2 separate regions of the Homo sapiens genome follow, and region 2 is linked to region 1. The links are chromatin contacts, found by Hi-C or POLR2A ChIA-PET in ENCODE. All regions are on one chromosome and are shown on one strand. The core of a region is the stretch at or near the end of the contact, and the rest is flanking DNA. Distances in the headings are between cores, read along the strand shown.

Region 1 (5,962 bases), core at 1,999-4,498:
CCTAAGTAGGTACAAAAATATAATTCTTAGAAAAGCATTCAAAAAGTTGATTTTTCTTTTATATGAAGTTGGCATAATTTCTGGAGTAAGATATGTGATTTTACTCTTGAACTAGTTAAATGTGTAACATTGAACAGTTAACCATGAATTGGTTGTGAAATAACCAAAGAAGGAAAATTAGGATCCAACTAGGTATAAATAGTGTGGTGGTATTTTACTTTGCTTGACTATGGAGCTGAGAGACCCAAGTTGCTTTTTTTTGTCTCTTGGGCATGATGGAAAACTCAACAGTTTCTTATGTTTTTGCTCTAGTAGATCAATAATGTCATGAAGATAACATGTTATACAAAAATGCATAATTCAGTTTGCATTAATGACAGAACTACCATCAACCTGTCTGAACAGTATACCATTTTTATGAAGCAGGGTTCTTTGGCTGTAAGAAACAAAAACAGGCTCTGCTTAACCTAAATAAAGGAAATTTACTGGGATAATTCAGGTACTCATTGTTTGGCAGAAAGGATGAAGAATCAGGCTTTGAAATGAACAGAGCCAATACAACTTATGAGGTCCAGGAACTGCTGATAACAAGAATGGTCTCATATGAAAACTGGCTTTGGATATTTTACTGGATTCTAATAGAAACTGTTCCTGATTGTGGAACACCAGGTGACTATGCAACTAGATCTACTCATCAGGATGTTATCAGATACAGTAAGTGATAAGTTTGGATGGGTGTATCATTAGACTTATGATATAAATGAAACATATGCATCCAGCTTGACCATATTCAAAAGGTATGAATGAATTATATGCACATGTATCTCAAACTTTCAGGTCATCTGTCTCTGTAGCACCAATAACCCTCCCTTAACTCACACTTGGGCCTCATGAAGGGAGGGGAGTAAGTGCCCCCTTCTGACTAAGTGATGGAATAAGAAATAACTTGGCCCAGTTTACACATGAATTCTCACAGTACATTAGCGATAGTGGAAAGTAAATTGCCACCACATTATAGTTCCACTCAAGGACGGAGGGACAGTTGTGAAAAGAAATCCTCTCTCCAGGCAGGCAATGTTATGAGTAGTGCGAATGGTCATTCACTTGGTATGGAGAGAGAAATGTACTTTGTATAGATACATGGGGACCCTGGGGAAGGTGGGAATGTCTTGGCTGGTTTGTCGGGGTAAGGCATCCTCATATTGGCTCTCCCATCTTCCCTTCCTCATTCTTCTACTCCCTCACTCCTGCTTCCCTGGGATTGCAGGGATACTAGTAAGATAGTGTCACGTGAACTTTTGTCTCAGGCTCTGTTTTGAGGGAAATCAACTTCTCTGAGATGTTCAGTGAGATATTTGTGGGCAAACCAGACTCCCTAACCAAATTACACATGCTTTACCAGAGCAACAATATATGTTCAGTGGTAGCTCAAGCTGTTTTTATGACCATTTTTCTTATTTTGGGAAGAAAATGAAGAGAAGCTTGTTCAAATTATTTTTGATAACTTTCATGTATGCCCGTTCTCTTAAAATCCTTCTACTAGGTTAACCATTTATAAAATAACTGGGTTAGCAATCAGAGATAGAAACCTGTTTGTGAACAGAATGAATAAGGAAATTGTGTCATCAACAAAACAAGAAGAGCTGGGCACAGTGGCTCATGCCTGTAATCCCAGCACTTTGGGAGGCCAAGGAGGGTGGATCACGAGGTCAGGAGTTCGAGACCAGCCTGGCCAACACAGTGAAACCTCGTCTCTGCTAAAAACACAAAAAATTAGCCGGGCGTGGTGGTGGGCACCTGTAATCCCAGCTACTTGGGAGGCTGAGGCAGGAGAATCACTTGAACCTGGGAGGTGGAGGTTGCAGAGATCCGAGATCCCACCATTGCACTCCAGCCTGGGTGACAGTGCGAGACTTGTCTCAAACAACAACAACAACAACAACAACAACACCACCACCACCAACAACAACAAGAAGAACTTATCTCCTTTCCATGAGAAAAATCAATATGTAATCAAAATTTTTATTTTATTTAAAACTACCCAAAAGATTGAATTTGACTTTTTCTAGATACCATTCACTATGTCAAAAACCTAAGCAAAGAATGTAAATAACTTTCAAAGTATTTCTTCCACTCTACTCCTGATGAGTCTAAAGTTAAACAACTGAAAACTGCCTCCCTCAGTTTAACATTTGGCACATCTCTTTTTAAGGACTTCGAAGATACCCTGTGTCCCATTACAAATAAAATATGACGGCTGGGCGCAGTGGCTCATGCCTGTAATCCCAGCACTTTGGGAGGATGAGGTGGACGGTCAGGAGTTTGAGACCAGACTGGCCACTATGGTGAAACCCTGTCTTGACTAAAAATACAAAAATTAGCCGGGCGTGGTGGTGCACACCTATAGTCCCAGCTACTTGGGAGGTTGAGGCAGAAGAATTGCTTGAACTCGGAAGGAAGAGGTTGCAGTGAGCCGAGACTGTGCCATTGCACTTTGGCCTGGGCGACAGAGCGAAACAAAAAACAAAACAAAACAAAACAAAACAAAACAAAAAAGAATGCCAGAATTTCTTTCTTTCTTTCTTTCTTTCTTTCTTTCTTTCTTTCTTTCTTTCTTTCTTTCTTTCTTTCTTTCTTTTTTTTTTTTTTTGACAGATTCTTGCTCTGTCCTGCTCTTGGCTCACTGCAACCTCCACCTCCTGGGTTCAAGAAATTTTCCTGCCTCATCCTCCCGAGTAGCTGGGACTACAGGTATGTGCCGCCACACCTGGCTAATTTTTGTATTTTTAGTAGAGACGGGGTTTCACTATGTTGACCAGGCTGGCCTTGAACTCCTGACCTCAAGGTGATCCACCCACCTCAGCCTCCCAAAGTGCTGGGATTACAGATGTGAGACACTACGCCCGGCTTTACTTTAGAATTTCTTAACTAAAGAGATGAGGAAAAGCATATAATTCCTTGGCTTCACTTTATAATGCTTGATAGAAAATGGGGGTGGATGAGGAGATATCAATAACGTTAAAAAAAAAAAAAGCAAGTTACTAACAGGAATGAGGAAGCAGAGGGAAGGTCAAAATGTAGGATGAGGTGGGCTTTCTAGCCAATATAGGACAATAAAGAAGAAAAGGAATGCCATGGTCATGGTGATAACCTTACCAGTTCCTGGTGTAGATGAGAAATGAAGCATAGCTAATCTACTAATTTTAGGTGACACCATCATGCCTTTCACTATGACTCAAAAGAATGTGTGACAAACCACTTTCTCATCAGGCCAGCTGATGGTATTGCCACTCAGAAATGGGGAGAAAATTCTTAAAGAACCACTAAGAGCTTTTCACTACTCTGAACTCTCAGCTTGAATAAAATCCACTTAGTCCTTTCTGTATTTCAGTGACTGCAATTATCAAGCATTGATAAGGAGCTTCTTGGGTTTTCAGAATGGTCATAAAAAATGATTTTCAGCTGAGTGTGGTGGCTCACACCTGTAATCCCAGCACTTTGGGACACCGAGGTGGGTGGATCACATGAGGACAGGAATTTGAGATCAGCCTCAGCAACGTGGCAAAACCCTGTCTCTATTAAAAATTCAAAAAATTAGACGGGCATGGTGGTGCACGCCTGTAATCCCAGCTACTCGGGAGGCTGAGGCACAAGAATCACTTGAGGCTGGGTGCAGTGGCTCACGCCTGTAATCCCAGCACTTTGGGAGGCCAAGGCTGGTGGATCACTAGGTCAGGAGTTCGAGACCAGCCTGGCTAACACTGTGAAATCCTGTCTCTACTAAAATACAAAAAATTAGCTGGGCGTGGTGGTGGGCACCTGTAGTCTCAGTTACTCGGGAGGCTGAGGCAGGAGAATGGTGTGAACGTGGGAGGCGGAGCTTGCAGTGAGCCGAGATTGCACCACTGCACTCCAGCCTGGGCAACAGAGCGAGACTCTGTCTCAAAAAAAAAAAAAAAGAATCGCTTGAACCAGGGAGGAAGAGGCTTCAGTGAGCCGAGATCGCCACTGCACTCCAGCCTGAGTGACAAGAACAAAACTCTGTTTCAAAAAAAAAGATTTTTATTTTATTAAATATGGGTTGAAAATAGGTGAGGTATTTATAAAAAAAATGGTTAAGGATGGTGTATTGAGCATCTTTAATGTGTGACTGTTCAGCATTCATTTCTCTTTCCTAATAACATCACATTTCTTTTAGAGGGAATTATAATTTTATTATTATTGTTGTTACTATTTGCATATAAATTTTTATATATTTGTCATTGTTGTTGTTGTTTTGGTTTTTTTGAGACAGGGTCTCACTCTGGTTGTCCAGGCTGGAGTGCAGTGGGGTGATCTTGGCTCACTGCAGCCTTGACCCCTCAGGCTCTGGTGATTCTCCCACCTCAGCCTCCTGAGTAGCTGAGACTAGAGGCAGGTGCCACTGTCCCCGGCTAATTTTTTGTATTTTTAGTAGAGGCGGGGTTTCACCATGTTGCCCAGGCTGGTCTCAAACTCCTGGGCTCAAGCAATCCACCAGCCTCGCCCTCCCAGAGTGCTGGGATTACAGGCATGAGCCGCTGTGCCTGGCCTTGTTACCATTTTGGATTCAGCCTGGTGGACTTTTACTCAGCAGACCTATACTTTCTTAGCCCAAGTCTGAATATATGGTTGAAACCAGGCCAATCAGACACCTACTCTCTGGAATTTAAATCTTGGGTAGAGGATTAAAGAGAGGATTAATCTATTCCGGGGCGAGTCCTGGATTTTGTCAACGTGAAGCCATTCTTGTGATCTCCAGATCCTGGACCACTGCGAATACCTTGGATCAGCACATTTCAAAGTCTGGTTCTCTAGCCTTACTTCCAGGCGATGAAGTCTGATATATTTCAGTAAGTTTCCTTTCCATAAATGAACTAGAGCCTCTTTCTGTTGTCTGTATCTATAGAACTCTGACTCATTCATAAGTTATATCTTACAAATTAGGCAGTTTAAAGAAAAATGGACTTTATAGCTACAAGGTAAACAGTATGAGACCATAGCTAGAAGTAATGTCATAGTTGATTATTTAAACATTTTTTTAAAGCCTGCAGAAAAAAATTTACTCATGATGAATACAATAATTTTATAGAGAAGAAAAGTGGAAACTGGAAAAAAGAAGATAACATTGAACAAAAAAATTAGAAAATATATTTTTGAGAATTTTCTTATGGCAAAAAATATAAATTAGGTGATAGGTATTTAAAAAAATATCTGACATCGATTGATTAATTAATTCATAGATTCTTACTGATGAGCATAGAGCATAGATCGTCTTCTAGCTGGAATTATTTTCTAATTACTACTTGCTCCTTATTATTCAGATCTCACAACTTTTCTGGCTAAGTCTGTAGTATTGCATGCAGAGGGATGAAATTTCAAAGCTACGAAACTTGATTTGACTTGAATCCTCCCAGAAGTGAGAATTGTACAGAGAGCTTAGTCAGATGAGATTTAATAGGATCCAAATTTCAGGATTTACTCGTTTTTCTCTTTTAGAAGGTTCAGCAACATTGATGACTTTTATGTGGGAAGAGTATCTTGATAAATCATATTAAAGAAAAAGTGAAGACCTAATTGCTTGTCACATTCCATCTGTATCATTATCCTGAACGATCATCAGGTATAACCCTCTATCAACAGACTTAATATATTATATTAACTTTCTTTTTAATGCACTTTTTTGGTGGTGAAAATGAAGGCTCATTTTTTTCCCTACCATTTTTTCCCTGTTCATTCTCACAGAAATTATGTAAAATAGAATGAGTCATAGTATATCAGGTATCTTAACCTTTATTACAGAAGCACTTTGAGAATTATTGCCCTAGCAGGTAAGCAGTTGGCATAAGGAAAAGACTGAATGGATTATGATGTGGTGATTATCCTAGACTTCACCCTCTGCTTTTTCTCAGAAGAGACAACACTTCTCTAATAGATAGTTAAC
Region 2 (5,962 bases), core at 2,099-4,598, 33 kb before region 1:
TTGTTTTCTCTCTTCTAGGATGAGATGCAGATTTCTTTTAAACTATATAGAGCTCAGGTTGAGTTAATTATACTCCTTAGTTTAGGGCACACTATTCATTCTGTGAGGATTTCTTTCTTTCCCTCCCTTCCTTCCTTCCTTCCTTCCTTCCTTCCTTTCTTCATTCCCTCCTTCCTTTTTTTTGACAGAGTCTTGCTCTGTCACCCAGGCTGGAGTGCACTGGCGTGATCTTGGCTCACTGCAACCTCCGCCCCCGGGGTTCTAGTGATTCTCCTACCTCAGCCTCCCGAGTAGTTGGGATTATAGGTGACCGCCACCAAGACCGGCTATTTTTTTTTTTTGTATTTTCAGCAGAGATGGCGTTTCACCATTTTGGTCCTAGTAGAGACGGGGTCCTATTTGCTATTTCTACGTCTCCCCGCCACCCTCATAACCATTCTGATGTGTTTAATATGCATCCTGTTTTGTGTGCATGCATTTTAACTTACATAAATGGTATTGTGATAGAAATCTCATTTTCATCTAACTTTTTTCTTTTTTCTTTTCTTTTTTCATTTGTGATACAGGGTCTCTATCTGTCACTCAGGCTGGAGTGCAGTGAGTGGAGCAATCTTGGCTTACTGCAACCTCCGCCTCCTGGGTTCAAGCGATTCTCATGCCTCAGCCTCTTGAGTAGCTGGGATTACAGGCATGCACCACCACACCCGGCTAATTTTTGTACTTTCAGTAGAGACGGGGTTTCACCATGTTGATCAGGCTGGTCTCAAACTCCTGACCTCAAGCAATCTGCCTGCCTCAGCCTCCCAAAGTGCTGGGATTACAGGTGTGACCCATTGTGCCTGGATTTTCAGATCTATCTATGATTCTATACACATCTGGATTTTAAGGACTGGATTTTAAGATCTATCTATGATTCTATATACATCTGGGCTCCTGCCTTTTCTAGTGGCTGGGTGGTAGGTTGTTCAAGGAGTAAGTGCATCTACCACATTTTGTTTATTCACTCTCCAACCATGCACACCAGATTCCATCATCATCCTCAAACTTGTCTCCTTTTGGATGTTCAAAATGTCTTAGGGATGGATACCCAGGAGCTAAAGTGCAGGGGCATGGTGCATAGCTATATTGATTTGACCAAGAAACTCTAGATTGTCTTCTGGATGGCTGTATCAGTGTCCACCAACAGTCATGAACATTCCTATTACTCCCACCCCCAAACCCTCCAACACTTGGCATTATCCAACTTTCCAATGTTTGTCCATTAATGGATCTAAAGGGTTATGTCACTGTATTATTTTTTAAAAATGTGTATACCTCTGATTATTAAGTTTAAACATATCTTCACACATTTGCTGAACTTTTGAGTTTTTTTCTGAAGATTGCCTATTCATATCCTTTGCCAATTTTTTTTTTTTTGAGACAGAGTCTCACTCTGTTGCCAGGCTAGAGTGCAGTGGTACGATCTCAGCTCACTGCAACCTCCCTCTCCCGGGTTCAAGCAATTCCCCTGCCTCAGCCTCCTGAGTAGCTGGGACTACAGGCACAGCCTGGCTAATATTTTTTGTATTTTAGTAGAGACGGGGTTTCACCATGTTGGCCAGGATGGTCTTGAACTCCTGACCTCGTGATCTGCCTGCCTCAGCCTCCCAAAGTGCTGGGATTACAGGAGTGAGCCAACACACCTGGCCATCCTTTGCCTATTTTCTTTTAGATTTCCTGTTCCTTGTTGATTTGCAAACCATAAAGAATAATGATTAAACATGAAGGATAGTGAGTACCCCTATGGTTGAGGTTGGAAGTGGGATGGAATCCTGGAGGGAGATACAGAGGATTTTAACTGCATTGTAATGTTTAATCCTTCAGGTTAGGTGGTAGATCAAGTATACTTATTGAATTACTCTTTATCTCTTTGTTAATATTACATGTTATGTAATTTTAAACAAATTCTACAGGTTAGAATTTATTCATTATTCTAAATCAGTACTTTACAGGCCAGGCACGGTGGCTCATGACTGTAATCCCAGTACTTTGGGAAGCCAAGGTGGGTGGACCACCTTAGGTCAGGAGTTCAAGATCAGCATGGGCCAACATGGTGAAACCTCTACTCTACTAAAAAAACACAAATTAGCCGGGTATGGTGGCGCACACCTGTAATCCCAGCTATGTGGGAAGCTGAGGCAGGAGAATTGCTTCAACCAAAGAGGAGGAGGTTACAGTGAGCTGAGATTGCACCACTGCACTGCAGCCTGGGTGACAGAGTGAGACTCCATCTCAAAAATAAAAATAAATAAATAAATAAATATTATTACTTCTCAAAATGCGGTTCCCACACCTAGTATCATCAGCATCACCAAAGAACTTGTTAGAAATGCAAAATTGGCTTGGACTTCAGACCTCTGGAATCAGAACTCTGGAGGTGGGGCCCATCAGTCTGTGTTTTAACAAGCCTTCCATGTGATTCTGGGACAGCTAAATGTTTTGAACTATTGTAGGCAAAAACTAAAGCACATTTTCATGCTATCTTAAAAAATAAGAAAATCTCTTTTGCAATCTCAACTTCTTTTTTTCTTTTTGCATGCTATTTCTTGGTATTTGCACTATTTTATATGCTTGGACCAAGTTTCAAAATCCTATTAATTATTTATTGCTTATGCAAAGCTACAGCTTCAAATACTGAACATGTAACTTTATCACTTAGTGTCTCGAATTCAAATTAAACTAATCTAATTTTTATTATGTTTTAAAACACAGAATATCCAACATTGATCTTTTATAATTCAATTGCTAAATCATTCAGTCTCAGTTTTTGCAAGTTTATTCTTTTTATGAAGAATGGAAATCCCTGTAACAATGTTCACTGAACTTTCAGTACAATTTTTTGAAATCTTGTTGCTAGAGAAACTAAGAACAGTTCTAGATTTCCCTCTTTCTCTGATGCCAGCTTCCAACCAGAACTTGGGAAACATTTCCTTTTGAACAACCTGTCATTTCCCTACTGGTAAACACCAAGGCTCATATTCCAAAGAAGTTTTCATGGTGGTGATTAGGCACAACCTTGCTAAAAATTTGCATGTACATTTAATGTCAGCAAATTTAAAAAATTTTCCCACTATTTTGCAAAATAATTTCAGAGATAATTTATCTTTCTTTCTTACTAATCTCCATTTGGCTATACAAGACTGGCCTCAGGTAAACTCTGACTGATGCAAGTGAAATTTGTCTGTGACACTACATCCTCTTTTCTGTTCTTTTAAACTCCTGTCTGGGCCTGCCTGTATTCCATTGGTAGGATTCTCCCCAACTTCTCTCTCACTACGGCCGTGGCCCTTTCGCCAGATTCTTGGCGGTTGAGGTGTCCTCATTGTGCCCTACGGGTTAGGATAGTCACCCTCCTTCCCCCTTGCCATGTAAACACAAATTAAACTGTAGGGTCCCTATTTCCTCAGGGTTCTGATCTGCTGACAAGGGTGTTAATGGTTTAAGTGGAATTAATCAACCTTGACTGATTGTACTCAGCTTGTGGTTTCACACTTCTTTTAGGAAAAACTTTCATTGTAAAAAGAAGTAAAACAAACAAATGCAGAATTCAACTAATTCATTGAGTGAGGGTTAGTTTTGGCACTCAGCCAGTTGGCTTTTTTCTCTGGGGTGAAAAGGTACGCTCTAAGGCAATGGTTCTCTACTGGGAGCGTTGAGAACCATATTGATGCCAAAACCCTGTTTCCAGAAATTCTGATTTAATTGATCTGAGCCTGGGCCTGGGCATTGGTGTTGAAATCTCCCAGGTGTTACTAATATGGTTTTTCCTCTTTATCCTGCTTTAGAATCACCTGTAGAGCTTGTTAAATCAGGATTCCTGGCTCCACTGCACAGTTTCTGGTTCACTAGGTCTGGAATAGGGCCTGATGATTTGCATTCTAACAATTCCCAGGGGACGTTGATGCTATTGGTCCAGGAACCACATTTGCCTCGACCAGGAAATACTTCTACTGTCCCCACCCTCTTAAAAATACTTGTAAACTTAAGAATGGTTAAGAACATTATTCTAATTCATTCACTTTATCATCATGAATCCATGGAAGCCCCTTTCACTTTAGTTTCTAAAAATATTTAATTTAATTTTAATTTAACAAATATTTAATTTTAATTTTAAAACTATTTAACCTTAATTCCCCATCACTACTCTTATTCTCTCTTTTCCCACTTTCTCTAATTCATTTGACATGTTACCCAGTTGAAGTGTCAATCCTCAGAATTAAGTCATAGAGCTTTTTGCTTTGAGGAAAATTTTAAATTGGAATGCTTTAGGGGGACCCTTATGTTACAAAAAGACTATGCTGCTAAGACTATCAAATATGTTATAGTTTAAATGTTGTATTTATCATTATTTACATAAATAATATAATAAAACCTTTTCTAATAAATAAAAATTAAGACTGCTTTTTCTTGTAGTGATACTTATTTTCTATTAAGTAGGAAATACTATAAAGAAATTCTTTAGAGTATTTATTATCCTTGTGGATAAAACACAGTTATCGCGACTGACACAAATGTTACAGTAGAAAAATATTATAAAGTCATACATCAATTTTAAAACAGGATAAAAATTATATGGATAAAATATAAGTGGTGATTTGTTCCCCACGAAAATTCCTGAGTTCAGATGTTTTTGAATACCACTGTTTTAATCTAATCTAATCTTGTTATATAATTCACTCTGTCTGGGAAATTAATGGGATATCCTTAAACTTTTGTGATTGGTTTTCAAATACCAGTAAAGCAGAGGGATAAAATGACCTGTGTCAAAATTAAATATAGCTATTGATTTTTCTTTTTCCTTTTCCTTTTTTTTTGAGACAGAATCTAGCTCTTGTTGCTCAGGCTGGAGTGCAGTGGCAGGATTTCAGCTCACTGCAACCTACGCCTCCCAGGTTCGAGCGATTCTCCTGCCTCAGCCTCTGAGTAGCTGGGACTGCAGGCACCCGCCACCACGCCCAGCTAATTTTTGTATTTTGGTAGAGACGTGGTTTCATCTTGTTGGCCAGGCTGGTCTGGAACTGTTGGCCTCAGGTGATGCACCGGCCTCGGCCTCCCAAAGTGCTGGGATTACAGACCGGGAGTGGTGGCTCAAGCCTGTAAACCCAGTACTTTGGGAGGCCGAGGTGGGTGGATCACCTGATGTCACGAGTTCCAGGCCACCCTGGCCAACACAGTGAAACACTGTCTCTACAAAAAATACAGAAATTAGCTGTGCATGGTGGCGCACGCCTGTAAACCCAGATACTCGGGAGGCTGAAGCAGGAGAATTGCAGCCTGGTTGACAAGAGCGAGACTCTGTCTCAAAAAATAAAAAAGTGCTGGACTTAACATGAGCCATCGTGGCCAGCCTAAATATAGCTATTGATTTTTAACTAGCCATAATCTTCCGGAAGGCTGTCAGCTTTGTGATCCTTTGATATCACAAAGGCACAATCCTTGTGACTAACTCATCAAAACTACTATAAATGTGTTTATGATGTTGCTCTAAGTATTACATTGATTTTTATAAATATTTCTACATTTATTAACATTCGATACCTCATATTATCCCTGAAAGAATCATATGACACATATGTACAACTGGCAAATGCCACTAATTTTAGTTATAGAATAAATGAAGTTTATTCACCATTTAATTAAGGAGGGAAATGCATATTATTGCTTTTTTTTTTCTTTTAAGACAGAGTCTCGCTCTGTTGCCTAGGCTGGAGTGCAGTGGTGCAATCTCGGGTCACTGCAACCTCTGCCTCCCTGTTCAAGTGATTCTCGTGCCTCAGGCACCCAAGTTGAGTAGCTGGGATTACAAGCATGCCACTATGCCTGGCTTATTTTTTGTATTTTTAGTAGAAACGGGGTTTCACCATGTTGGCCAGGCTAGTCTCAAACTCCTGGCCTCAAGTGATTTGCCCTCCTTGGCCTCCCA

The links. A loop is a pair of places that touch in the nucleus more often than their neighbours do. ChIA-PET counts read pairs that join two places held with the same protein, here RNA polymerase II (POLR2A). Pooled maps may share reads with other maps.
Region 2: a pooled map shows a loop between it and region 1 (4-fold over the local background). The contact joins two enhancer-like sites. A Hi-C loop is called at or near these places in 6 of 50 pooled maps. POLR2A ChIA-PET finds 5 or more read pairs at or near these places in 8 of 52 experiments (A549, CD8-positive, alpha-beta memory T cell, GM12878 and 5 more).

What each region holds. Positions count from the first base shown.
Region 1 is chr6:63,502,242-63,508,203 of GRCh38, reverse strand. It overlaps a transcript of LGSN not described here. Among named protein-coding and RNA genes, the nearest start is that of PTP4A1, 67 kb to the left of the region's middle. RefSeq lists an enhancer at 3,387-3,526. Within about 2 kb of position 3,248, at least 2 of the 41 ENCODE cell types and tissues checked have a DNase peak (open chromatin) inside an H3K27ac peak, as active enhancers do.
Region 2 is chr6:63,535,222-63,541,183 of GRCh38, reverse strand. It overlaps a transcript of LGSN not described here and a transcript of PTP4A1 not described here. Among named protein-coding and RNA genes, the nearest start is that of PTP4A1, 34 kb to the left of the region's middle. Within about 2 kb of position 3,348, at least 2 of the 41 ENCODE cell types and tissues checked have a DNase peak (open chromatin) inside an H3K27ac peak, as active enhancers do.